7 separate regions of the Mus musculus genome follow, and regions 1, 2, 3, 4, 5 and 7 are each linked to region 6. Evidence: chromatin loops called from intact Hi-C (ENCODE). Cell type or tissue: left cerebral cortex. All regions are shown on one strand.

The links. A loop is a pair of places that touch in the nucleus more often than their neighbours do. Peaks named below come from ENCODE experiments on the same cell type or tissue, not always from the same donor. Only the 100,000 strongest peaks of a DNase experiment are listed, where the experiment ranks them.
Region 1: it touches region 6 in a loop (8-fold over the local background); 2 of 42 quality-filtered maps call a loop at or near these places.
Region 2: a loop joins it to region 6, with 5 times the contacts of the local background. A loop is called at or near these places in 4 of 42 quality-filtered maps.
Region 3: it touches region 6 in a loop (13-fold over the local background); 4 of 42 quality-filtered maps call a loop at or near these places.
Region 4: it touches region 6 in a loop (8-fold over the local background); 3 of 42 quality-filtered maps call a loop at or near these places.
Region 5: it touches region 6 in a loop (13-fold over the local background); 2 of 42 quality-filtered maps call a loop at or near these places.
Region 7: a loop joins it to region 6, with 7 times the contacts of the local background. A loop is called at or near these places in 3 of 42 quality-filtered maps.

Annotation. Positions count from the first base shown.
Region 1 is chr3:80,209,744-80,213,743 of GRCm38, reverse strand. No RefSeq gene overlaps it. Among named protein-coding and RNA genes, the nearest start is that of Gm36569, 320 kb to the right of the region's middle. In left cerebral cortex, a CTCF peak has its summit at 1,880; DNase peaks (open chromatin) are centred at 2,229 and 3,810; H3K27ac peaks cover 2,979 bases.
Region 2 is chr3:80,081,380-80,085,379 of GRCm38, reverse strand. No RefSeq gene overlaps it. Among named protein-coding and RNA genes, the nearest start is that of Gm36569, 200 kb to the right of the region's middle. In left cerebral cortex, no CTCF peak of the experiment used is centred here; DNase peaks (open chromatin) are centred at 622, 1,008 and 2,077; H3K27ac peaks cover 3,288 bases.
Region 3 is chr3:80,543,822-80,547,821 of GRCm38, reverse strand. No RefSeq gene overlaps it. Among named protein-coding and RNA genes, the nearest start is that of Gria2, 260 kb to the left of the region's middle. In left cerebral cortex, CTCF peaks have their summits at 1,587 and 1,790; a DNase peak (open chromatin) is centred at 1,460; H3K27ac peaks cover 3,249 bases.
Region 4 is chr3:80,248,365-80,252,364 of GRCm38, reverse strand. No RefSeq gene overlaps it. Among named protein-coding and RNA genes, the nearest start is that of Gm36569, 360 kb to the right of the region's middle. In left cerebral cortex, no CTCF peak of the experiment used is centred here; DNase peaks (open chromatin) are centred at 2,186 and 3,591; H3K27ac peaks cover 2,104 bases.
Region 5 is chr3:80,157,485-80,161,484 of GRCm38, reverse strand. No RefSeq gene overlaps it. Among named protein-coding and RNA genes, the nearest start is that of Gm36569, 270 kb to the right of the region's middle. In left cerebral cortex, no CTCF peak of the experiment used is centred here; DNase peaks (open chromatin) are centred at 853, 1,926 and 3,272; H3K27ac peaks cover 2,325 bases.
Region 6 is chr3:80,419,896-80,423,895 of GRCm38, reverse strand. No RefSeq gene overlaps it. Among named protein-coding and RNA genes, the nearest start is that of Gria2, 380 kb to the left of the region's middle. In left cerebral cortex, no CTCF peak of the experiment used is centred here; DNase peaks (open chromatin) are centred at 1,571, 1,627 and 2,356; H3K27ac peaks cover 2,616 bases.
Region 7 is chr3:80,803,167-80,807,166 of GRCm38, reverse strand. It overlaps a transcript of Gria2 not described here. Among named protein-coding and RNA genes, the nearest start is that of Gria2, 2.5 kb to the right of the region's middle. In left cerebral cortex, a CTCF peak has its summit at 1,616 (motif pointing right); a DNase peak (open chromatin) is centred at 1,627; H3K4me3 peaks cover 322 bases; H3K27ac peaks cover 903 bases.

The DNA of each region.
Region 1 (4,000 bases), 210 kb after region 6:
TAAAAAGCTGTTGCTTATTTGTGAGATATGTTATTCTAGCAGGACTGCCATGTCTGGCTTCAGATAGAGAGGAGGCACCTAGCCTCTTGAGACTTAGGGTGCCAGGGTCGGGGGATACCCAGGTGTGTCCCCAGCCACTCAGAGGAGAACAAAAAGGGGAAATGGGAAAAGGATTGTGAAGGGGGATGACAAGAAGGGGAGTAGTGATTGGAATATAAAGTGAATATAAATAAATAAATAAATAAATAACATGTTAAAGAAGTTCAAGTACTACAAAAGCAAAATGTTGCTATTTAGCTATTTTAGCCCACTTATATACATGCAACAAGGAACTGAGAAACTGGGCCTTTTCATTCTGTTGAGGCTTCTGGCATAGCGAAGACTTTCTTCTATTAAGTAGAAGAGTCTAATTGTCTACATGATCTGGCTTAATGAATGTCATTCAAACACATCACCTTAACTAATTCTTATTGAGAATCTGTTCTGCCCTCCTGTATTAATGAATGGTCTGTTTTGCCCAATAGCATAGGTCAAAATGCTATAACCATGAATATGGAAAACTAGAAACTCAATATACTTTATGTATTGCCTTTCGTGATGGCTACTCTTGGTTATCAACTTGACAACTGGAATTAACTACAACAGAAACAGCTAGGCACACTTATAAAGAATTTATTTTTCTTAAATGGATCATTTTAAGTAGGGAGACTCACTCAAATCCAGGTCTTTGAGGTACAAAGATACACCTTTAATCCAGATCTTTTGAGGTGATAAGATCCACTTTAATCCAGGCAACACCATCTGCTTGTAGCCTATATAAAGGACATAGTAGAAGGAAGCTTGCTCTTTTTTCCTGCTCTCCCTCTCTTGCTCTTACTCTCACTTTCTCTCTAGCAAGTCCATTCTTGCTAGATCTTCTCTGGCCTTTTTAAAGCTTCTTAAGTGTTTACATGTTCTGATCATGGGCACATATCTCACACATAAAATCCATGATAAGAGAAAATGATACTTTGGTAGCTTGTGAGAACACTCTCCAGCAAGCTAGAGATTCTACCCATGGAAGATAGTCAATAAGTCTATTTATTGATGTTTGTTTGCAATATGACAAATGACTAGACAAATAGCTGAAACCAAAGAGAAATCACTCCTATGCTATGTAAGGTGTTTTAAAGGGGGGTTTTAAATACTCATAAAAAGTAGGGGCCCTTGTTGTTGTTGCTGTTTTTGTTGTCGCTGTTGTTTTTGTTGTTCTTGTTGCTGTTGTTGCTGTTTTTGTTGTTCCTGTGGTTGCTGTTGTTCTTGTTGCTGTTGTTGTTGCTGCTATTGTTGCTGCTTGCCTCTGTGCTTTAAAGAATAAATAAACACTTACAAATTATATTTATAAAGATGTTAGCTTTCAAACATAAAATTTGTTTGCATAAAATATATTTACAGGATGAATATTGAACAACATGCTTAAAACTGGCTTTACTTTCAATACACAGAGAAAATGAAGTGACATTACCTATAACAATGTCTTTATGAAGAAAATATTAGAGTAACAAATGAAGGGGTTTTTTTTGCATCTGATATGAATTTGACTTAGATTATTTTTAGATTTTGCTACTATTTTCATACATACTAGACAGATAAATTACAAAATCATAAAATAATGTTTACATACAAGGTGAATGGAGAAGAGGGAAGGCAAGAGGAATAAGGGGATTGAGGAAGGAAAGAGGAGGGCAGATGGAGGGGAGGAGAAAGGAGGGGAAGTGAGAGATAACAAGTGACAGATTCACAGAGAGATGGCAGATAGGCAGGTAGTAGAGTGGAAGAGAAAAAGACATCTTCCAAAGGTATTAGCAGCATGCCCTAATTTTAACTCTCCACCAGGGAAAAGGAGCCTCTGCCACAAACAAAGCAATCTCAGACTTCACTCATCTGCATGTTAATGGGAAAATATCTTAATTTTACCAGTGTCTATAACAGGCAAGATATGAGCAAATCCCTGCTATTTCAGAAACAGTCGTTAGAATTTAATATCCCTGGCTATTGCATTCATAGCCTGAATATTTTAATACATAGGAGGAAATAACTCTGCAAGAGAAAAATGTTTGAAAATGCTGCATTTAATTAATGCCCAGGGGAAGCCATAAAGAAGAAAAAGTCACAGTTGCCACTCTCTAATTTTAAGCACTGCTTACCAGATTTATTTACATGGTCTGCTCCAGCCTCCCACTCCATAGCTTGTCGGTGGCAGAGAAGTTCTGTGCAAAACAGATCCGAGCCTTCTAGAACATGCTGAAAAATAAGATACAGAGAGATGGGAAGAAGCTAGAGTTTAAAGCAGTTAAATGCTACAGCTCAGAGCAGATGATCTATTGTAAACACATGCTCATCCAACCAGATATAAAGAGACTACCTCCTTAAACTGGTCCCCAGTGTCTATATTATGAAAGGCAGAGGCCTTCCATATGGTTAATATAATATAGTATATGCTGGCTGTCGTAGAAGCTAACACATGCTAGTCAAAGCTATGTTAAAGCTAGGCTTTCTGATTTGTTTTTTTTTTCTATTCTAATGAGTGTGTATTCTTTAAGAAAGAGAGGGAATTCTTTAAGAAAGTGAGAAGACAGGAAGTCCTCCACCTTGGCCTTACGATACTCATAGAAAAAGCAAGTCTGTTGATGATTGGCTTGGGCTGAATGGATGTGAACCTGTGTTTTCTAAAGGGAGAAACTACTCTGAAGCACACAGATTCTTCAGAAAGTGACTCAGGAAGGAAGGAAGGAAGGAAGGAAGGAAGGGAGGGAGGGAGGGGGGGAGGGAGGGAGGGAGGGAGGAAGGAAGGAAGGAAGGAAGGAAGGAAGGAAGGAAGGAAGGAAGGAAGGAAGGAAGGAAGGAAAGGAGGGGACAGACTATGACAGGTTTGCTGGGCTAGGTGCCTTTTGCAAATGCTACTCCATTTGACACATATGATAATTAAATGAGTCAAAGTTAACACGTATTTACCTATGTATGATTTTTCTAGGGACAATTGCCAAACTGGATTCTAAATCAAGTTTCACTCTATTCCATCCAAGCCTGAGGACCTTTTGCTGTGACATGTCTCATGGAGTGTAGTCAAGCCTGTGACAATAACCATCATTTGATCATTGCTCATCCTTTAGTCTAGCAACCATGTTAAATCGTTGCTTTAGATTTTCATAGATAGGATTAAAAGTGAACCTCCAAGTCATTCTATGATGCCATTGTGTTTTGTTTCATGATTTGTTTGGCTTTTTTGTTTGTTTGTTTGTTTGTTTGAGACAAAGTCTCGCTGTATTATTTAGTCTGCCCTAGAATTCACAATCCTCTAGTCTCAGCATTCTTGGCAATGAGATTATAGACGAATGCCACTATTTCCCGCTCTGATGTAAACCTTGACATTCATCTGTTGTGTGTGCATGTTTCCAGGACTTCTGAATGTTTCACCACATTCAGGATAAGGTAGGGAGATAAGGGAAATTAACTACATCGTACTGACCTGCTCTCCCACCTCCCGGAATTCATAGTTTCTGAATGCTCAGGAAGTGAATTTACTTAGAAGTATCATTCCTATAGATGTAAGGAGTTAAAAATTATGTCATGCAAGATTTCTGAAGCCCTTATCCAACAAAGCTATTGTTCTAAACACTGGGAGAGGAGGTACAGAGACTTAGGCACTGAGAGAGGAGGCACAGATTCTAAGGCACAGGGTAAAGCCATAAGACAGAGAGAGAACCTGGAGAACAGCTACTCTAAGCTTAGAAAGACCAAGGCCTGCTTCAGCCCAGAAGCTCTCAAGAGGCAGGTAGGGGGTCCACCCACAAAACATTTAGAAAGAGATTTCCCTGCCTACACTCTTACATTCAGCTTCCTGAATCATGCAGTGGTAAGTTTCCATTGTTTTAAGCTTTTGTGGTTTGGCAACTTGTTCTGGCATCCTAAGAAACTCATATAACAGGGTTAACTATATTTTCTGGGATGCTCATTCTAG
Region 2 (4,000 bases), 340 kb after region 6:
CTACTTTGTGGACTTTTGAAATTGACAGCTATGGTGACAGCAAAAAGTGATAAAACGCAAGGTTCTTTGTGGAGGCTTGGGTGACAATTGCTCACTGCATATTTGTAGACTCCTCTCTGATTAACACTGTTGCCCTAGGTTTTCCGTTGTCTTCTATTACATGCGTTCCCAGCACTCTTTAAAACTAATCATTGACTTAGTTAACTATTTGCTAAATTTTGGGGTTTTTTTTTTTCATTTATCAAATGAAGCATGATAGCATGGTGTGTATGTGTGTGTGGACATGCGTGTGCTACTTATGGCTAATGGAATACTAAAAGCATTAACTATTGAGTATCTAAATTTCAGGCAAGTGATAGAAGACTAGGCTTTGGATAAATATCAGTGCCACAATAATGCCCAAAGGCCCAAAGCTGCTTAGTAGCTTCCCCTGAGTTAAATGCATGCACTTGATCTCAGCGCTGGGATGAGAAGTCAGGTCAAGGAAGTTTTGTAGGATGTCCCTGCAGGTGTCACAAACAGTACACAGCATCCAGGAGTCATTGGTGCAGGGCTTCCTTGGATCCTAGCTGCACCAGAAGTAGTAGATGGGCAGCCAGAATTATATATATAATAGCATCTGGAGTCTCCAAGGTCAGCAGTGGAAGGTGAGACAATAGACAAGCCAAGATTATATTTTCCCAAGAGGAACAGGTGAGTATGCCCTGGGGTTGAGGAAATGTTTTTAATTTAGAAATTTGTGAAAACGAACTGACTCACTGAGGCCCTTCTCTCCCTGCCCTTTCTACTACACCATCTCTCCCTGTCCTTGCTGCTACAAGGGTTGACACTTAAGATGCATGAAAAATGAGATTTCATTTCCTATCTGTGACTTCTTTCTGGTCTTCAGAATCAAGGCACTGTGGAGGCTGAAGCGGGTGAATAAATTCTTCTGTGCTTTATCATCAGCTTAGTCCTCCTCCCACTTTTAAACTCCAGTGAAACGTGAGTGCTAACTGGAGCCTTAAAAAAAAACCTCAAGAAGTGGGAGTAAAGTGGGATGCGCCACCATCTGTTCCCTGACTGCATCCCTATTGATGAGGCTTGTGAAACAGCCCTATGGAGAAGAAACAACAAGATCAAGAGATATGCCAATAAGATATGGAATCAGTGTGCCAACCAGCAGAATTTTGAATAGATACAAAGGACTTGGTGTGTATTTACTCAATAGAATATTTTTCATCTACAAAGAAGGAAAGCCTGCCATTTGGAGCAACATGGATAGATCTATAGGATAATATGTTGCGTGGTTAGTCCGACACAGAAATATGTACATTCTCTGTACATATTTCTGTACATTCTCCCCACATTTGAAAAGTAAAACTTGTAAAGCTGTATGTAGAATATTGACAGAGGTCGGAAAGGGTGTGTGACTAGAGAAAAGGTTGAACTTCATTGTTTCAAATATCACCTTGAATCATCATATATAAATATACATTTATATATTATATGTATATATATGTATGTGTATGTATGTATATGTATATTAATTGAAATGAAAACAATAGAACAGAGTATTAGACCAAAAGAGAGACATACATAACAAAATAGCCACAGTCTGGCCCAGAGAGATGACAGCAGTTGTCAATACCTTCACAGTCTCTGTGGCTGTGACACAAACATATCCTGAGCTGGCTGCAGACAAGAACACTGTTTCCTGTTACGGTAGTTGATAAAGACAATGTTTCTAAATACTTAATGGTATGTATTATATTTATTTACCCACTGCTTTCTTCTCACTGACCTTCAATGGTTTATGTCAATCCCAGTTCTTTATCCAATTGTTCCATACGAAATGAAAGTAAACAGATAATCATCCCTACCCCAAAACTGACTTAGAGAAAAAAATCAATGTTATGATCAAGCAACTCCTACTTTCAACTCTTCTTTAGATACCTATACAAAATAACTGAATTGCGTAATGCTGTGGGTTCTTGACAAGGAGTTTCTGAATGAGTGATTTCATCATGTTGACCTTTGAGGGCCACACAATTTGGTTAAACGATGGAAGAGCTCAAGTCATGATATCACACGTGAGTCAGTGTCTCAGATAGTCTGAAAGACCTGGCTGCAGCTCTGTGCCTGATTCATGGTTGGACTAAAAGAAATGCTCTCTCCCTTCCAGTATTTCTCAGTCAGTACATGCTAAAAAGCATTCCCTTTTTCTTCTATTAAAAGCTGTTTTGAAAGTGTCTCATTGAAAATGCCAAAGCATTTCTCAAAATTGGCAAATGTGAGAAATCTTGGAAAAATTTTAATTAGACTCAATGACAAATACAATTGCAAAATGCAAATTAAATTATGGGCCTGGGGGGGAGGGGGCTGAGGGTGTGAAAGTAAGGCAATGGCTCAATCAAATTTGATCGACGTTCTAATGAATATCCCTGGTGCCATCTTGCTGAAAGCATACACTCTGGGTCAGTAACTCTCCAAAAATGGTGCGCACCAGAGGGTTCCGGTGACCTCACAGAGGTTAGACTCCTTGCTTCTCTGCTAATTAGCTGTGTTAACATGGATAATTTAATTAATCTGTCTGTTACTCACGAGCTAGGAAGAAAATTATTATTTGTATTTCCTCTTTCCTGTTATGAAGTTTCTGCCCAGAACATTTTCCCATTTTTAATTGTTATGTAGGTTTAAGGGTTATTTGGGGAGTAGGGGTTTCTTTTACATGCTGAATATTAATTCTTGGTCAGATTAACACCAATGTGAATTATAGTATGACAATTATAGAGAATAATATAGAAGTTCTTTACAAATAAAACTCAATATAGGACTGCTATATGACCCAGCTATCTCACTTTGGAGCATCTCTTCAAAGGAAATGAAACCAGAGTAAGGAAAGGTGCATACATGTCATAACCTGGATGTAGAACCAGCCAGGTGAATGGATAGAGAATATGTTGTAGATATACAGTGGGGTATTATGTATCTGTACTCCATTGTCTGCATCTTCCTGTGGAACCAGAAAACATGTCAAGTGAAATAACAAGCATGTTTTATCCATAGAAATAATAACAGAAGTAATGATAGTAAAATTAATATCTTACTAGTAGCCTCTCAAATAAATTTAAACAATAACTCCTCAATTTTGGCTGTGTTAATTTATTGGGAATCTCTCACAAAACACAATCTTTGAATTTTTTTGTTGTTGTTTTATTTTGTTTTTTGTCTTTTGAGATAGAGTTTCACTAGGTAGCCCTGTCTGTCCTGGAACTCACTGTGTAGACACAGGCAGATCTTGAACTCACAGAGTTCCATATGCCCCTACCTTCTTAGCTGGGATGAAGAACCTTTACTACCATGCTGAGACAGTTGTATGAAGAAAGAAAGAAGACTGGTAAATCCTAATTGGCTCAGCTTTGGTTCTATGATGACTGTAGTCAACATTTGGCCATTTTAATCTAGGGGTAGTACACACAAGCTATGTGACAAATTTTTAAATTCATAAAATTTAGATTCACTTTTTAAAGAAATTGACATTTACAAATTATCCATGTTCTGTGCTTAAGTTGATTTTATCTGCATGTAAACGTGATGAAAGATATATTTCTCATTCTTTGTTTATTTACTTTTTTCATACCTAGTGTTAGTGTATTCCAAATTCTTTTGGGAGAAAAGTCTCCAGAGTAACTAACTACCCACCTGACACTTGGTTTAAATAGTTGTGTTTTACTGAACAGCTTTGACATTCTACCATTCTTCTTTTAGGGAATGGGTTATTTTATGAATTTAAAACAAACCTGGTAGCCTTGAAGAAGCGTCTTCCCCAGCTCTAAATTCCCTGGTCGCAGGAAAAGAGCATCGTTGTTCTTTCCCGACAAAGTCATGCTGCCACGCTTCTCAGCTAATGAGGAAATGATAGTGGAAGAGCTGTCTGTAGACAGGATAACTCGGGAACTGTTTTTCCTCTCAGACATTTCCTCTACTAAACAAGAGACAGCTGTTACATCACACTGAA
Region 3 (4,000 bases), 120 kb before region 6:
CAAGCAAATATAATTCTCTGTGGTCCTTTGATATGTATATGTCATACTTGCTGTTCTGCCTATATATTCCCTTGAAGTTGGCTAATGGCTCCTCCTATATTTACCATTAGCAGAATTATGAATCTTTGATTTCAGTAGCTTTATAGTTTGTTAAACATTCACAAACATGTATAATTATTGAATTATAATGACTTGTATTCCACTAGCAGATATTCCTACTTACGTGTCCCAGCTAGTTCTTAAAACCCACCCACAATCCCTAGATACTGAAGCTCTGCCTATCTCAAGAAATTCATTTTGTACAAAAATAAATGTGTAAATCAGAAAAAATAATATTTAAGTAGTGTAGTTTATTTGTAATTAGTACATTAGTTGTTCAAATGTTCTGAAAACATCAAAATGTCAAGTTCTCACCTAGTAAATGTCATACCCTTACCTGCTTCTGAGGTTCAAATTTCATGTGAGGATTTCATAAGTAATAGGACATCCTTATCATAAGGATTTAGAATTTATTTTGAGAAACTTAAACTAATAACCATGATAGTATTATTTAACAACCTAGAATGGATCCGATTTTAGCTAGAATGCACTTACTCTATAGTTCAAATATGATATATGATGGGCACCATGGTATTACAGATAAAAATAACTTAGCATGTATTTTAAAACAAATCCTTGAAGATAGGTCGATGGACTTCCATTTCTATTGGGAAAACAAGCAAGAAGACACATTTTTCAAAAAAGCATTCTAGCTAACCACAGCATTAGGAATAACCTCTGAAGAACAGCTTGTAAAGAAAGCAGATAATGTGTGAGATTTGAAAATCACTTGATTAAGCAGCTGATTAACCAAAAAGCATTTGCCCGACTTCACAGGGAACTTCCTTGTTGTGGTTTTCCAGTAAGCAGTTTCAAATGATCATAGGAAGTACATAACTTCAGTTCTATTGGTCAAATGTGATCATCCAGGTAAACCAGTTGCCTGCCCCTGGAAGCCACAAAACAGGCACTGTAGGACTTCCTGGTGAGTTTGTTGGTGTGTTCACACTGCAGGATTACAGCCAGATCCCATGGCCATTATATCCTTTCTTTTGCTTAATTTGAAGTTTTCTTTTAGCAAATCAATGGAATGGATTTTGTAGCAATATTCCTTGCCACCCCTGCCACAGCATTTTAAAAGATGGAATATTTAATGGATGATGCTATAGAACATCTGGTGACTGACACAGAACAGCAGCACTATCCTGTGACACATGTATCTCTGGTGCTGGGAAGGGTTGATATACTTGCAAATTGTATTTGATTTGGGCTCAAAGATGATACATTACACAGGTGGTATAATTATACAGTGTAGAGTACAGAGATAATTCTTTTAGTGTTTGAAAGGTTGCTCTATAAAAAAATTACATAGCTTTGCCAGGAAGTTGTATCTTTCTTTAGCAGTACATGAAAAATGTGGGAGGTGAAAATTCTCAAAGTGATTCATTTCTCTGGCAGCAGAAAAAAATATGGCTACACTCTGTCCTTTTGGAAGTGATTATTCTACCTGTATTTTTCTCTATATGTTTTAAATTAAACTATTTTGTAGCTACATTTTCACTGTCTTACCACAAGGCACTGATCTATTAAAGTAGAACCTATACTTGTATAAACACTTTGAAAAGTTGCCATGGACAGTTGGGAGATGCTAATTTGAAAACACTGTAATCTATAAAGGCATCAACAAACTTGGCCCATATCATCATGTACAAAAGCTTACAGACATTTTCTTCTTTAAGATTTATTTATTTATATGAGTACACTACACTGAACTTGTCTTCAGATGCACCAGAAGAGAGCATCAGATCCCATTACAGACAGTTTTGAGCCAACATGTTGTTGCTGGGAATTGAACTCAGGACCTCTAGAAGAGCAGTGAGTGCTCTTAACTGCTGAGCCATCTCTCCAGCCCCAGACATTTTCTATAACCTCATCTGATTGAGACACTCTTAAAGACCAACTCTCAGATAATGCAGTTAATTTCAGTGTACCTCCCTTGCACTGGATACTATCAATGCAGAGGGGGGAAAGAAATACAAGCAGGAAGAAAAGGAAAAAATAGACAAGTTAGTGAAAGAGAAAGAAAAAAAAATTGACATAAATCTCTCAGAAAGTAGAGCATACAAAGAAATAAAAGAAAGAAAAAAAGGATACAAATTAGTATCTCTGATTAAAAATTAGCATACACACCTACTGTGTTTTAGAACTGCTCACATGTTAAAGGGCTCTTCCATGAACGTTGAAATATATGTAGAATCCTCCAAAGACCTGTACCTAAATGACTAGAGGAAGTCAAAATCTTCATATTACCCATGTATCCTTGGACTTAAATTCTGGTTCATCAGTGGCATTGTTTCATGAAGGAAGGAAAGGTGACTGAGTAAAAAGGAGCAAGGAAGACCAGTAAGATCAATAGGTAGTGATGGCCGAGACCCAGGTACATAGTGATTGCTCATGAATAAACAATTGTTGGTATGTATGAACAGATATCTGTAAGAAGTATCAGGAGGACCTGTATGCTTACCAGGGGAAGAGTGTGATAATGCTCCTCCTATTCTTTACCCAAGTGAAATAAGATTGACTGTATCTTGATTCAGTTCCATTTACTGTACTGTTACTCACATCCTCCTCATCTGTGCACCAGCAGGATTTCATACAGTGGATTACACTTTCCTTTCAATGGATAATGAGTCAATGGATAACGCCATGAGAGGCTCTGAAATATAGTGTATGTTGTTCTGTATTCTTACCTTTTCATATCATAATGTTGGCTGTCATATGGAAGGAAACAGAATTAGGATATCTCCATTCATTCTGTTTTGGTAAATGGTGAGGCGAAGTAGGATAGGAAAGATGAAGTGAAAAACAACTTGGTGAAGAACATGAACTAAACAGAGAGATTGGCTTTTTGTTTGTTTTGGAGAGTGGGAGTTTGAGAATATCTTTGCTATGTAGCCTAGGCTAACCTCAAATTGGCAATCCCCTTGCCTCAGCTTCCCAAGTGTTGGAATTATAGGCTTTGGAATGTACAGATAGCTAGAAGTTAACTTTGTTTGTATATTTGTAATTTTGAATACTATTTAGATATCTAGAAAAAATTTAAAAGTTGGTAGCTTCACTTTTAGGTTCAGTACTAAATGTAGGTCTAGTTTGATTTTTCAGAAGTAGATGATCAATAAAACCATAGGACATAAGTGACAGAGCACGGGATGAATTTCTCTGTGGGAGCTATTAAGACCATGTCTTGGCTTCATCTGACATATAAAAATTTAAGACGTAAGGAAGAGTGGAAAGACCAAGCAAACTGAAATAGGAGAAGGTCAATAAAGGACAGAGGCAAAGGTACTCTGGAAGATGTATGAGGAAAACAGTCAGGAAACTGAATGTAATCCATTGTATGAAATCCTGCTGGTGCACAGATAAGGAGGAAGTGAGCAACAGTACAGTAAACAGAACCGAATCAAGAGATTGAAAGTCGTATTTCACTTGGGTAAAGAATAGAAGGAGCCTGTAAACAAACAAACAACAACAAAACCCAGATGTTGTCACAAGACATTTGCTGCAAAGCAAGCAATGAATTAGGCAATGAGCGAAAAAGAATTCCATGGAAATAGGAGTATATTCAGGGCAGTGATACAATGTACTTGAATAGTGATGGAAATTAGCTAATTAAACATAGACAATTTGGAGGAGAGTATTAACAGAATAGACAAATATGCTCAAATGGAGTGAAGCTGCCTAGGACCCTTTGGAATAAGAATTCCTGTATTTAAATTCGGGCTAATCAGCAGGGTGTGGGGATTTTTTTTTTTCCTTTTTAGTCTGCAGCCAAGGCAGATGGATGGTTGTATGGAGACACTGCAGCTAGACTTGTTTGCCTGCTGGTCTATTGATTCTAGACTTGAAAACAAAATGATGGATCCAGTGAGAAAAACCTGAATACAAACTAGAGTTCCCAAGA
Region 4 (4,000 bases), 170 kb after region 6:
ATAAAATAGTTTGAAATGAATTGATAGTAATAAACTGAGCTGAATAAAGTATAAGACATTATAATTATGAAAACAATAAATTATCAGTAGACATCGAAATACTAAGTCTGGATCCAAACTAATAAATTCAAAACCAAAGAATGAATGAAAATAACCAGTATACATATAAACTCTCAAATTAAGAAAACGTGGAAAACCGGTGTGAGTGTGAGCACCGTCTCTGAAGCATCACACCTGTGCTCCTTTGAGTGATAATGGCCCTCCCACGCTCATACATTTGGATGTTTGGTCCCCAGTTGGTGGAACTGCTGGAGTCGGATGAGAAGATATAGCTTCGTGGTGTCACTAGGCATAGACTCTGGGTTTTTGTTTTTTGTTTGTTTGTTTGTTTGTTTGTTTGTTTGTTTTGCCCATGCCCTTCCCTGGTATCTTGCTTGCATTCTCTCCACAACACCTGCCCTGGTGGTTATTGTCTCAACACCCGGCCTCCCAGCTACTGTCCCAGCACATGCCTGTATGCCTGCCTACTGTCATGCTCCGCGCCACAAGAGTGCTGGGCTCACCCTCTGAAACCGTAAACAAGCTCTCAATAAACTTTGTTCTAGCTGCTCCCTTGATCAAGGAGCCTCTTTACATCAGTAGAAAGGTAATGAAGACAACACCAATAGCTTTTTTCGAAAGATAAAGTGACTGAATGAAATATAACCTGCTGCATAAAGGGAAGACAACATGAAATACACACTTCAGTGTTCAGTCACAAACAAAGAATTAGAAAGCACTGAAGACCATGCTATGCTTGTAACCCCCGACGGAAGCAACACTTGAGTAGAATTTCTTCAAAGACTGAAGCGGATGGTGCAAAGGAGAATCTTCCAGACACCAAAGATATGTCGATAATATCCTAAAAAAAAATGTGGCAGTATGCAGAGAACTGGTAACATGTAACAAATATGCCGTACGTACGCTAGTGGCCACTGGAGAACGCTGACACAGACAGCAGAAACGTGTGAAGCCCTTGTCAAATGCACCATTGCAAACCTCTGTTAGTGATCTGGAGCTTGCTTCCTGAAACCATCAATATGAGCAGCCGCAGTCTCTTTCTGGGGTTCACTCTGAAGCTGTTGGAGAGAGAACTGCGACCTCTGAAGCATGCCCACAAGTCTGGGCTACAGGCTCATGGTCCGCCTGTGACTGAAGCACTTAATTTTTAATGTTTTCCTCCGTTTGGGGTCTGCATTTGTTTCCAGACTATACTATTTACCCCAATCTCTTAGGCACGTAGGAAATTGCTGTGCCCAGTTTAAAACTCATTTTATCAACTAAAACGAGTGAAAACTTTTCACTTGTGATGGTTTTCTATTTTAATTTAATAATTTATGTTAGAACCTTCATACATGACCTCTGTTGCTAGATCACTCTGACCCTCTCCCTCTGTCCCTTGACCACTCCTGTACCCACCTCCCAAATCTCTGGTCTCTTCTTTAACTGTTATTGTTATGCTTGCATACACATATGTAAAGGTTCGCACACATGTGCATATGACTAGTGTGGTCATTTAGCTCTTCCCCGGGCTGCTTTCTTTTGACTTCCTTTGACACAAAATGTCATATCACTGTGTTAGCATATAGAGTAAGTAAAAACAGCACATTTAATTCATGTCATTTCTGCCCATGTTTAAAAAAAAAAAGGAAAAGAAAAGAAGTTCTCCTTTTTCCCTTTCTCTTTGCACTTCTGAGAAATATTCCCCAAAGTATGTAGAGTCCAAATATATTGTAAGTATCATCTAACACTGACTTACGTTGATCAGGGTTTTTACCGGATGGGACAAAGGTCACTCTAGTTCATCTACAGAAGTGATCTACAGCTAGCTGTATGCTCTATAAAAGAGATACAGCTACAGACTCTGAAATGAGTTATCAAGAGTCACCTACGAGGTCAAATTCTATTGCCAAGGAAGAAATTACCTATGACACTTACAGAAGGGAGACCCTATTGACTGCACAGCCACATAGCCTCTGCCCTGATGTGAAGGCATGGACCAAAATGCGCCTTTGTGAATTGGAAACCCAACACTATACCTACCTGATCCAGCACAAAGGCACCACTATGCTTTTCTGCAGCAAAACAGATCCCACACCCAGAATCTGCAGAATGACTCAGCTCTAATTCCAAGCCACCTACAAGCTACAGATTCTTAGCCAAGCTAAGATACAGAGTGCCCACAGAATGTATCCATAGCGAGAGGGTTGGATCAACACTCTCAACACTAGATACACAGCCCCAACAACAACAAGCAGAGGGCTGCAGGCCCCAGATGGAGTCAAAGATACTAAAAGATAAGACAGGAGCACGGACAAATGTGATAATTTATTCATGTTAAAAGAACTTCTTTAAACTGCAGCAGTGTAAGGAGTTGGCCCCTATTGAAGTGAGGGCAGGAATTCCAGCAGAGTAGACATGCCTCCTTGAACTGGCTGTCCATGAGACAAACATGCAAATAGAAATTCAGGGATGATTTCTGTAAGCCAGGCCTAAAGCAAAATGTTTACTTCTCTGGGAGGCTTTACCCTTTAGTCTAAGATCTACAATTAATCAAATGAGGGGTGTGTGTGTGTGTCTGTGTGTGTCTCTGTGTGTGTGTGTGTGTCTGTGTGTGTCTGTGTGTGTCTGTGTGTGCCTTTGTGTCTGTGTGTGTATGTCTGTGTGTCTGTCTGTGTCTGTCTGTGTGTGTGTCTGTGAAAGAGGAAGGGAGAGAGAGAGAAAGAGAGAGAGAGAGAGTGAGAGAGAGAGAGAGAGAGAGAGAGAGGTTGCATGCATACACACCCACTGATGATAACATTTTGTTTTAAATCAAATAATTATCACTTCTACAAATGCTTATCACCACAAAGCCACCTACATAAGTTAATGTAAAAGTTTAATAATCACAGATGAAATTCCTCACATAATGGTACAAAATTTTATAAAAATTTGTATCAACACCTCAGCAAAGTTTTTTGTTTGTTTGTTTGTTTGATTAATTTTTTTTAGGAATTTTTCTTTGTTTTTTGTTTGATTAATTTTTTTAGGAATTTACAAGACTATCAAAAACATTTTTATAGAAAAGGACATTGAATATAAACATAATCTGAATTCCAAATAATTTTGAAAAGAAAAAAAGATGAACTTTAATGGCAACATCTCAGTGTGTTCTCGGGTCTGTTCCTGGGTATCCCTTTGGATGGCTGATTTATATAGCTCATCAATTTACAAAGAAAATTATGCCCCAGTCTCCATTACGGCAATCAGATCGCTTATATTATAATTAGATTTGTATTTAATGATGCTAACGAAAGCTCAGCGCAAAAGCACCACACACAGGTCATGGAAACAGAATCCCAGACTCTTCAACTCTAATGATGCCAACCCCTAAATACAATTTAATAAGTGTCCAATTACTTAGCATTAGAATCCACAGCATAGACTTCCTATCCAACAGGAAGAGGAATTTGGAGTTGACAAGCCTGTAAAACGTTAGCCACGTCTTGGCACCAGGATGTGGATTTCAAAGGGTGCTTCTTACCCATCTGCACAGGCTTCTCTGGAACATAATGAAAACACGGTGCTTTTAAATGAAAGACAATGAGTCACTCTCCAGTGGGATAAAAATAGAAGGAAACCGACAAACATCATCTGCAATAAAATTAGCTCAGCAGTAGGCAGTGGGGAAAAAAGTATTAATTTTCATTAAAGAAAAGTAATATGAACCGAAGTGGGAATCGCTTTAGGGATCCAAAATAGTGAGCTTCGGCAACACAAGGAGAGAGCACATCTAATGAAATAAGAATTATCCCAGGCTAATTTTCCTACCATCTAATCAAAATGAATGCCTTTTAGAAAATATGACTGATTAATCATGAATCAATTCTAAAGTGCAGGTAGCTCTTGGTGTTAATTAAAGAGAAATTGCACCTTATGAAAACCATGCAGAGCCTCTTGGAGTGGGATGTGTAGGCTTTAA
Region 5 (4,000 bases), 260 kb after region 6:
ATACACACACACACACATATATGTCTTAGAAGATGTCAATAAACATAGAGAAATGAATTTTACTGTTCCCATAATAGAATACGTTACTGACTCAGTAAAGATTGTTTAAGAGCAACATTAGGATCAGAAAACTTGTGAAAAAATGAATATATATATATATATATATATATATATATATATATATGTGTGTGTGTGTGTGTGTGTATATGTGTATATATATATATATATATATATATATATATATATATATTATCAGGAAGTTGTAATTTAAACTTCCTCAGTTGATAATGAATATAATTAACATAATATCATATGTGCATCTAGAAAGTTCTTCTTTATATACATATGTGTGTGGGTATAGTGTGTATGTGTGTGTATGTAGGTAGGTAGGGAGGGATGTATAGTGTGCCCATATGTGTATGTATGCACATCTGAAGGCATGGTACAGAGCCAGCAGGGCAATTGGGTACCTACCAGATCACTCTTGACCTCCTTCATTGAGACAGAGTCTCTCAGTGAGCCTGGATTGATTGCTATCAATTCCCAAGAATCTTCCTGCTTCTGCTTTCCTCCACACTATCATTACAGGCATTTGTGACCATACCCAGCTTTTTATGTGGGTGCTAGGATCTGAACTCAGATACTTATGATTGCTCAGCAAGTACTCTTGAACACTGAGCCAACTCTCCAGCACCACATACGTTCTATTTTACCCTCATTCTACTGATGAGAAATCTCATGCTTTCTGTTCCAATTTCCCAAGGTTATTCTCATAGTAAGTGAGATAAAATCTATCTCTACTGTCTGTGGGTGCCACCATCTTATGTAACAGAGTCACACAGGGCTGTACAGCTATCTTGATGTGTTCCTTTATCTTTGCTGGATTAAGACAGTACTTTCAATTTTAGCCATTCCAGTGGGTGTGAAAGTGTCACAGTGTGGTTTTAATTTGCATTTGTTATTCTCTTTATAGTTATAAATTTTGCTTTTTCGTATTCTGTAACCCCCAAATGCGTAGCTCCTGTTTTTGCCTTTAACATCTTCTATCCTTGGAAGCACAGGAAACCATGAAATAACTTTCAAGTTCATCTCATTTTAACTACTTTTAGAGTTCTATATTTATTTTTTTATGGAACTAAGTTTCCATCTGGTATCAGATTCCTTATGACACAATAATTCATTTCAATGTCTAGATAATGGAAATATTATTTAAAAATTATACTTGCAACTCTTTCAAAAAATTTCAAGATTCTCCTTCTTCCCTCTTAATTTGGGGAAGATTTTTTCATGCTTATATCTAAAGATTTTTCCCATGATTGTAATGAGTTGCCACCCTTATTTTCTGGCTTACCTGCCTGCACATAATCCTCTCTTGGCCTTATTTGTACTCATCTATAATAATTTTAACTCTCTCTCTCTCTCACTGCTTTTAAGATTTTTTTTAATTACTGGTCAGGAAATTGATGTTGATATTCTTGCCTGTGTATTGCTTATGCTTGAAACTCTCTGAGCCTCACATCACATCAGTAGATTTGTCCCTTTCATCAAATTTAAAAATTGTTTGTTGAAAGTCCCACTCTTCCCACTTCTTCTCAAAAGCCTAGAGTATTTTTATGAGGGTTTTTTTTTTCTCCCCAGAAGGTGATGGAGGTCTGACCATTAGGTTTTACATTTGTTTTTCTCTGTCCTTTTTATTTGAGAGCAGAGAGAAGGTGTTGCAAGAGACTTAGCCCATGGCCCTGTATATGCTTTCCCTCTGAGTTTCACTCCAGCCTGTCATGAATGTAAAACACATTCAAAACTGTTTTCTCTTTCTGCACTAATAGCCGTCAATTCAATCCAGTTACACTTTATTTCAGACCCTGGTTGGCTTGTTTGGTTGGTTGGGTGGTTGGTTGGTTGGGTAGATGGTTGATGGGTTAGTTGGGTGGGGGGTTGGTTGCATTGGTTTGTTTGTTTGGATTGGTTTGGTTTGTTGTTTTTAGTTTTTAAAAAGGTGATTTGTATTCTTCACTTCTCTTTTTGCCTCTCCTCTACCTTAGCAGATGGAGCATATTTGTGATGTAAGTTCTCATGCTCTCATGTTCTTGTCTGCCAAAGGCATCACATCTTCACTTCTGTCTCTATTTCTATACATGGAGGAAATATTTTCTTCCTCTTACATGATCCAGGGATTAAATATTGCTTATTTGACTGTGAATATTTCATGATACAGAGTTCCAGATTTGCTTTTATTTTCTGTGTGAGTGTACATCTCTCTCTCTCTCTCTCTCTCTCTCTCTCTGTGTGTGTGTGTGTGTGTGTGTGTGTGTGTGTGTGTGTGTGTGTGTGCATGCATGGGTTTGGAGGTGAAATGTTAACACACATGTACATGTACATGCAGAGGACATAACTTAATGTTGAGCATCTTTTTCAGTCAGTTTCTACCTTATATTTTTAATATTTGTGTTCTTGTGAATTGTAGGAAATGTATTAATGGTCTATGGTAATTTTCCTCTGACTGGAGTTATTTCAGACCCTATGTATGTACAGACTCATAATCAGCTAAACAGTCAAAAGTATTTCATCCATAGGTGTCCAGAATTTTCTCTGTTGGTAGCATCATTTCAATGTTCATAACTATGATGTGGATAGAAAGAAATTATTCATGGGTTTCCTTGATTTGGGTTACAGAATAGAAATTACCTCCAGTGAGTCAGTTGAAGAAGCCAGACAAAACTCGGTCTTTTATTGTTGTTTTTCAAGAATAACTGTCCTGCATTAATGTACAAATGGCCTGCAAAATGGTCCAATGGGTGAAAGTACTCATTGCACAAGCCTGAAAACCTGAGGTTGATTCCTGGAATTTACATGGTGAAAAGAGAGAACCAGCTACTAACAGTTTCCTCTGATCTCTACACCCACATCATGGCTTGGGCTCATCCACATCCCAAAGCACCTCTCTCTCTCTCTCTCTCTCTCTCTCTCTCTCTCTCTCTCTCTCTCTCTCACACACACACACACACACACACACACACACCATGTGCACATGCACACAATTAGACAGACAGATAGACAGACAGAATAGAGACATATCCTTTGTGGTAAAAACTGGCATTCGTTCTGATATCAAGTGTGCATGGTAGAAATTCTATGAGCTGAAACAACCTCTTAAACTTTCTATGTCTGAACACTTCACCTATTGGTAGGATGGAAATAACTTCCTCACAGTTGTGCTGAAGTTGCTAGATGAGTTAGTATATGGCACGCTCTTAGAAGATCAGAGGAGTGTGGGGGCACAGCAGCATGTGCCGCTTATGCCGGGTATCCCTTCACCTGCTTTCCAGAGTGATTCCTTCTCTCATGAGGCATAGGAAGGACTCTATAAAATTGAACTTCTCATTGCAGTTCAGAGAAGAAAATGTAGTGACAGTGGGTATAAATGTTTTTATATTTTTATGAAGAGAACTTATTTTGAGTTTTTGATAACTGGACATGTTTGCGAGGAAAAGGAGGAAATGACATATTTCTTCCATGTTAGATGCTGCTTACCAATTCCTCTCATATATGTATATATTTTAAAAACTTTTATAGAAGTAGGTTTCCATGTGACCCTTAGTGCCCCTTAATGTTAATTACCTCCCCCTCTATTCCCTCTCTTAGCTCCATTTCCCCTCAACAACTGTATTTAATTCTCCTGTTTCAGTCTGCTCCAATTATTCTCCATTACTACATATTCAATTTCTTCCTTTTTGGAAAACTGCGCCCTCACCCCCATCCTTTATTTTATACCTAACCTCCATTGTTATGCAGATTATAGCATCCCAATAAAGGGGTTAACATCAACAGATAAGGGATAGTATGCCTTATTTATCTGTTGGGGTGTCAGTTACTTCACACTCAATGATTTTTTTTTCTAGCTCGATCCACAGATGTCAGAGACCTACTCGTTCTAACAGGCAAGAGTCTCATAAAAATTATACATAGATAGTGTTTAAAATTCAGTTTATTGTGGAATATC
Region 6 (4,000 bases):
TACACACATGTACACAGAAATAAAAATGAAAATATTACTTAAAATAGATAAACACAATTGTATACTTAATATAAATATATACTTAACTTACTTATATTTTTCAAGTTATCTTTTACTGGTGTAATACCTATCTTGTGTCAGATCTTGTGTTATTTACATATGCATATTTCTTGATAACTACTATTAAATTTGAGACAGTTTGCCAGACAGAGACTAATTGGTACCTGAGTGATGGAACTAATATGCAAATATATTGAATGAGGTATGATTCAATTAAGATAGTCAAAGTACATTCATCAACATAAAAGGATTTTATTTTTCAAGCATTATAATTTCAACATTTTCTATAATTTGGGCAGGAAAGTACTTTTAGTTAATATTATCAAAGCATTGACTTTTATTTCTTTCCTCTCTGAATAATAACAGAATATACAATATGTGATGTGTTTATCCATATGGATAGATGATACACATACACACACACACCACATAATGTATGTCAGGCCTAACAGGCAGCTAGCTCTAACTGTGAGGTAACATCTGGTCATAAAATCAGTAATGGTGTCTCCTTTTAAAACAAAAGTCTCTGGGTCTGCATCAATTGTTGAATTTGTATACATGTCTATTGCCCCATGCTACTTCTATACAAGGTTCCATATTTTTGAAACTGATAACCTAAAGAAATGAATTGTTTATTTTAAAAATATGTCTAAAAAGTATATATGGCAACCTCAAAATCCAGGTACAAGTTTCCATTGAAACTTAACATGTATAAGAAATAAATTTCTTATGCCATTTTTGAGACAGAACAGGAGGATAGGGGACATTAAAAGGGACAAGTGAGTGTCAGGAGCTGCAGCACATCTAGTGTAACCCTGTCTAACCTGCATGGCTCTCTGTGCCCTGTGTATGCCAGGTATCAGATCACAAATGAGTTCTTTCGGTGTGAACTGCAAGGAATTTATAGCACAGTTCATTAATATGAGAAACTCACGCTTGCTTGAGCTCTCCTGTCGCAGCTTATGCACTTGGCAGATGACCACAGCATCTCTCACTGTGTACTGCTCCTGGGCAGGACACCAGTGAGACATCTCATGTCCTGTTGGTTTTCACTACCACTTAACCCTTGGGGATTTAGCAACCTTTCTGGGCCAAAGGCGAGCATATGGACAGTTTCATGCAGCTTTCTTCAGCCCATGGCTTTCTCCCACTCTTTTCAACTCTTAGTCAAAATAATAAAAGGCAGTGTGCACTATAAGCTCATTGGCAAAGAGAAATTAAATATGTGTATGTACCTCTTGGTTTTAGAGACCCCAATTATATTGCATGTTATTTATTTTTAGGCAACCTGGCTTGGATTTTTTGCGACGACTAAATATTCCCCTTGTAATGTGAGAGAGAAAAACGCTTCTTCCTTCAAGAATCTTGTGATCATCATCTCTCTGTTTGTCAGCTTTCCTCAGCTGAGAGTGGGAGTCTGAAGCCTTGGCTAGGTATTTCTTAGTGATTTAGCTGTTTCTGTGCAACTTCTTGAGCTTCATATGGTTCCTTCCCACTAACTGTGATATCCTTTGTACTCTGAGTTTAGTACTTGAAGCTTTAATTCAATGTACTAAGGCAGGGCACATAGGAGGAAAGCACACTTTCAAATCTTAAAATAAAATGATTTCCCTAACAGCCAGTCTGCGTGGAAGTACTTATGCTTCCTTTCCCTTTGGTTGAGCCATTTGAGTGCTTGTGAAGGTAGGCGGCATTTTTCTTAAGAAGAAATTGTCTCAGTTCTCTCCCTCTCCCTCTCCCTCTCCCTCTCCCTCTCCCTCTCCCTCTCCCTCTCCCTCTCCCTCTCCCTCTCCCTCTCCCTCTCCCTCTCCCTCTCCCTCTCTCCCACTCCCCCACCCTCTCTCTGTGTATATGTGTGTTTATATTTAAAATCTTGCATGAATATGAGACTAATTCTTAATTTAAAGATAAATCTGGAATCACCATTCATTTGTGAGTCATTATGTAAACAGAAAAGGAGAAAGCAAAAATAAAAGCTATTTTTTTATCCTTTATTAGTTCTTTCAGAATTCTGTACAATGTGTTTTGATCATATTCATCCCTCCCAAGTTTTTTTTTTTTTTAAGAAGTATCACCTTCCCTACTCACCCAAGTATATACCATCTTTTTATAAAACCTACAGAGTCCAATTAGTGCAGCCCACAGGTTTTCAGGCAAATGAGACATGATCAACTTACCAGGGATTTTATTCTTAAAGAAAACTGACTCATCCTCTCCCTGCAACTATCAGTTGCCAATATTTCCTCAGCTAGGAATAGGACTATGCATCCAAGTTTTCATTTTCAATAGCGATGTTTGGTCTGTCTTGAGCTTGCATAGATGTTGTGCGTCCTCTCGTAAGCACTATGAGTTCACATGTGTAGCTGCCTTGCTTTGTGCATGGAAGATCCTATCTTCTAGTACTCCTCTATCACTTCAGTCTCATACATGCTTTCTGTTCCCACGTCCTTAAATGATTATTGAACAGAGTGGAGGGAGTGAGCAATCTTACAACATCACTCTCTGCACCCACAGTAGCTGTGGGTCTCTGTGCTTATCACCTTTGAAAGATGGTATCTGCACAAAACACACAAGCTGGCTGGTCCGTGGTAGGTAGTGGTCTGGTTTTACCAGATTGGCTTAATTTACAGGATACAGATAAAACATTTTTAACATCCCAAGGTCAGTAACGCTAATTATTTACTGGATGTCTACTTGATAGCTCACATTATAAAAGTACTTGGCCATTGTAATAGATATTACTTATTATATACTTATGTAACATATATGCCTACTTTGTAGTATAATTAAATATCATAATAAGTCATAACACAAAGAAACATTTTATGAAGAAATCTGAACTTAAAAATGTGGTCAGTCAGGTAGTTCTCAATATCTACATTTCTGTAAACATAATTTGTTCATATCAAAGTGCAATTTAAAAAAAATTCAGAGACTGGACCATATTCATATTTTATACACAATTTATATACTTTTTCTCTCTCTTTCTTAAAGAACATGGTAAAATATGCTGAGACTATGGTAGACTATATAGCAAAAGGAGAGTTTTTGCTGGCATTTATGTGAAAGCATGCCTTTTTCACAAACAGAATGTACACTACCTAACTAGTAATTTTCTATCCTCCGCTTTCTATTTTTGCCAACATCTATGTACAATAAAAGGTCGCTCCCCCATAAGCCTCCTTTTCCTTTTGCATACAGCTGAAAGCAGAGCTCAGTAAAGCGTTGCCTCCCTGGGGACTCTGCTGAACTGCAAAACTCAAATGCTTAATCAAAATGATATTGGAAAACTTTAGAAGTATACATATTACTTAAGATACCATTTATTCATTTATTTTCACAAAATTATTTCATTTGTCTTAATTGATTTTTTAAAAAAAATAGAGATTATTTTTATTACTGAGATTTTAGTGAGCCTGACTTCATTATATTCTTACTAATCAAAAGAAAAAATATTTTCACTCTTCAAAATATATATGACTGGATATCTTCATTATGAAGTATTTCACTTTTAAGAAATAAACAACAGAATTGTATTGCTAATAGATCTTCAATCATATTTGGATAGCAATTCTACATTCCATATGGTAGTAAAATCTGTCTCTAAGATCTTAGAACAGTGAGTTTTCCTCAAATCCATAGAAAAACAATAAAATAAATACAGCATTTTGTAATGTTCACTCAAAAGAAATTGTGCTATAACAGTCACAACACAATTTTACATGTAATTATATAGATCATAGCTTTTAAGATTTAGTTTGTATTTGTGTGTGTGTGTGTGTGTGTGTGTGTGTGTGTGTGTGTGTGCTTTTCGATGGAGAACACAGGAGGATTATGGGTTCCCTGAGATTAAATGTATAGGCAGTTGTAAGCTGCCCGATGTACACATTGAAAACCAAATTCATATCCTTTAGGAGAGCAGCACTCACTCTTTTTTTTT
Region 7 (4,000 bases), 380 kb before region 6:
TTCTGTTGCTGTAATAAACAAAATCCACTTGGAGAGGAAAGGGCTTATTTCAGTTTATAGGTTATGATCCATCATTGAAGAAAGCCATGAGAGGATTTCAAGGCAGGTGCTTGAAGTAAAAAATGGCAGAGAAACATGACTCACTGGGTTTGTTTGCTGGCTTCTCAGCAACCTTTCTGAGCCCACCAGCCCAGATACTGCAGTGCTCACAGTGTCCTTGTACCTCCTCTATCAATCAACAATTAAGGAAATGCTCCCATATACATACCCAGAGATTAGTCTAATGAAGGTAACTGCTTGATTGACGTTCCTTCTTCCTGTGTGTGTTACCTTCAAACCCAAGATAGTCCATCACAATGACCATCCTTAACTTTCACTGATAATTTGCACAAAATCTGAATTTGTCATTTTCTCATCACATTTTTTGTTGTTGTTGTTTTGTTTTGATTTGGTTTTTTGTTTTGTTTTGTTTTGTTTTTCAAGACAGGGTTTCTCTGTGTAGCTCTGGCTGTCCTGGAACTCACTCTGGAGAGCAGGCTGGCCTCGAACTCAGAAATCTGCCTGCCTCTGCCTCCCAAGTGCTGGGATTAAAGGCATGCGCCACCACTGTCCAGCTTCATTATATCATCTTAATCTCGTAATTTATAGCACCAGGCATAATAGATAAATACCGTAGTCACTTGCTATCTATAGATGCTATAATTGAATTTGATGTTATTAAATCCTTCAAACATAAAGTGGATACTGTTTTTCTATTTTAGGATTCTATACTTTAAATATCATATGTATATACAGACATACACCTACATATATCTATACATACACATTTATAATGCTTATGATTAGTAGTTTTAGATATGTGTCCTTGGGCTTTGAATTTGACATGCTGAGTCAATAATTTAAAATTCTGAAAAACAACAGTATGAACAATATTGTCTCAATCTTAATGTTTAGCTATATTTTTCTTAATTGAGAATCTCAAAATCCATTTCTCTTTATATATTTAGATCTTTACAACTCTTCTTTTTTTTTTTTTTCTGGTGTCTTAGAAAATAGGGTCTCATGATTAGAACACTGGAACGTTGTTCTGTTTCTTTGGCCATCTCCCATCTTTTGATGGGTTTCAATAAAGCCTTTCGGGGTTATGATGACTTCTGCTTTGTCAGACTTTATCAGTACAAACTGTAACAACTGAGTGAATAGTACAGTTTTGACTAGATATGCTTCCAGAAGTTTGTTTCAAGTCTGTTCAAAATTACCTCCACTCCATTCTCCATGCCTGACAAAATTTCTCTATGATAAGTATTTTAATTATAAAATATGAATATAAAATAATTGAAGATTTGACAAACACTTAAATTTGTTAGTTTGTGAAAGTTTACTTTAAAAATTAAAAGAAATTATAATTGAAATAAAGGTGGACTAAGAATGAGAAAATATATATCTAACTGTTATCATCCTACAAATTATATTTCAATATAAATATATTTCAATAAAAACAACAGCAGCAACCAACCACTGAAACAATCAATGAGAAAGATAATATTGATTTTTACTTTTTGTGAATTTTCTTGTATCTGAAAGGCTGCTTAAGAGCTACAGAGTTTCCAGGAGTGAACAGCAGAGGGCAGAAAACAGCAACTAGGTCCTTAGAACCTATTGTTCTATTCAATTTCTTTGTAATATTCAAAATTGATTTTGTTATTGATAAATTTAAGTATTCAAGAAACACGAAGCTTTGTGGCTTTAATGGGTGATCTTTATGCTTATAAAAAAACAAACATCAGTATTTTTCTATTTACTGTATAACCATTTACTCCATTCAGTTTAAAGTCATTATACTTAGACAGCATTCTGTGGTGAAAAGAATATCTACTACTTAATGTAGTGCATTGAAAAGCTTCATGGAAGATCATATTAATGTAATTATGTTAGTTTTAGTAGGAAATGTTTCTAGCTGTGTGAATGTCAGATGTTTACCTAAGTTTTGAACATAGATTTGCTACTAGAGTAGCAATCACATTTCAAAAATGCCTGATAAAATGTTATAGACTATGTACAATTACAATTTACCAGCAGAATGTAATGTTTGATAAGGTTGTTTATATTCCATGGGGATAAAGCACTATGATTCAGCAAGTTCATGTTCTTTAAGGATGAAATCCAGTCAATTTTGAGTTCATGACTGCCCTTGAATTTCAAATAGGTTAAAATGAAAGCTGCTTTCGAAGAGTCCCTTTATTTTAAATTTTAATTTGCTTGCCAGACACATTAATAGTATCATACATTTTTTCCATAATCAAGCTCCTGTCCCTTTATCATCAACTATCATCCCAGAGCACTTTGGATGAGACCGAAGATGCTCTGGTGGCAGACATTGAACAGCAAGTATAAGAAGCATGTTACTGAGACATTTTCCTTGCTGTATCTGTTGACCTGGTTCTATTAGAAGTTCATAAACTTCAAACCACTCTTGTGCTGGGTGTCAGAAGTAGAGGTGAAAATGTGTGTAATTTGTTTGATTATTCTTTATGTAACAAGTTGGGGTATTTATAATTCTTGTTTTACCTATAATTGTATTCTTATTGATTTTCTACAAGGCTTTGTATGTTCCTATTTAGAGGACCTGTTTAAATGAATGTGAAATTTTTGATTCACAGGTGAGATGAATTATTGGTTATAAAAAGAAGGTATTTTCACCCAGAATATGTCAGCTTATAACTTTAGTATATTATACATATGTTATGCATTCTTGCCTTAGGAACAAACACCCCCCTCCCACACACACACGCACACACACACACACACACACACACACACACACACACACACAAACACAGACAGAGGGGGAAACAGGGGAGGAGAAAGAGAGTGAGTAACAGAGGGGGTGGAGAATGACTTAAAATCACAAGCTTACAATATTTGGAAGTCACGGGTATTACTTTGCTTTTTTGCTTTTCTTCATTCCTTCTCATTTTCATGAGAAACATGTATTTTAAAATTTGTTTTAATAAATAGGGACTTTTAGACCCAGTGACTAAGGCAAAGTATGATTTATGATGGTTAAAAACCATGTGTGATATTAAAGTCACATTTTCTCCATAAGGTTTAACTATGGTGTGCTTTCATGCACTTTGGGCCATCAGCCAGTTTTCCCTTTGATGCTGTCAGCTTCAATCTCCTGGCTCCTGGCAACAGATCTCTGAAATGAGACCTCTTTCATTTCTCTGTTTAAAACAAAACACATACAATTTGGTAAAGAATTTCTGAGGCTGCAGAGAGACTTGCCACGCAGGTATATAGAGATGGCTTGGCATGAAGTGGAGTTTTGAACATAGATTTCACAGGCATATACAATCATCGCTATGCTTTACCAAGCCCCTTCTCACAAACTTTAATTTTTAATGTATTCGTTACAATCCAGATACCCAAGCAGGCTCGGTGTAATGAGGTAACCTACTTCCTTGAGGCAGTGATTATTTTTGAAACTTAAGGCCATAATGTAATGGGGTATCTGGTTTGTAACTAAGAGTGATACATCCATTCTAGACTACTACCCCCCCCCCCCCCCCCGCAGAAACCTACGGTTCTTTCAATCTCTATACAAAACGGACATCTAAGAGCCAAGTCTACATGACTCTACAGCAGGGGGGAGTCTGCACTGTAGTACAAGAGCAATCCACAGGCAATGTGGCTTGAACAATCGAACCACTATCCAAAGGGGCATACTCTAAAGATGGATTCCTACACGAAGTCTTTCAAAGGTTTGATCGAGTTACCCGGGTCTTGGCATCCTTTTATAGTTAAGGATAGAATTTTGGGTTTCCCTGAGATTATGCTTGCATTATAGGAAGCTAAAGTTCACGATTTTGGGAGTTGTCCCTTCAGGGAGTATTTTGTTTGCTTTTTATCTGGGTCAGCTGAGGCAGAAGGCAGTGTGTGGATACTGCTAAGTGGATTTTGAGACAATCAAATCATATTCGTTGTGCTCAATGTAAAA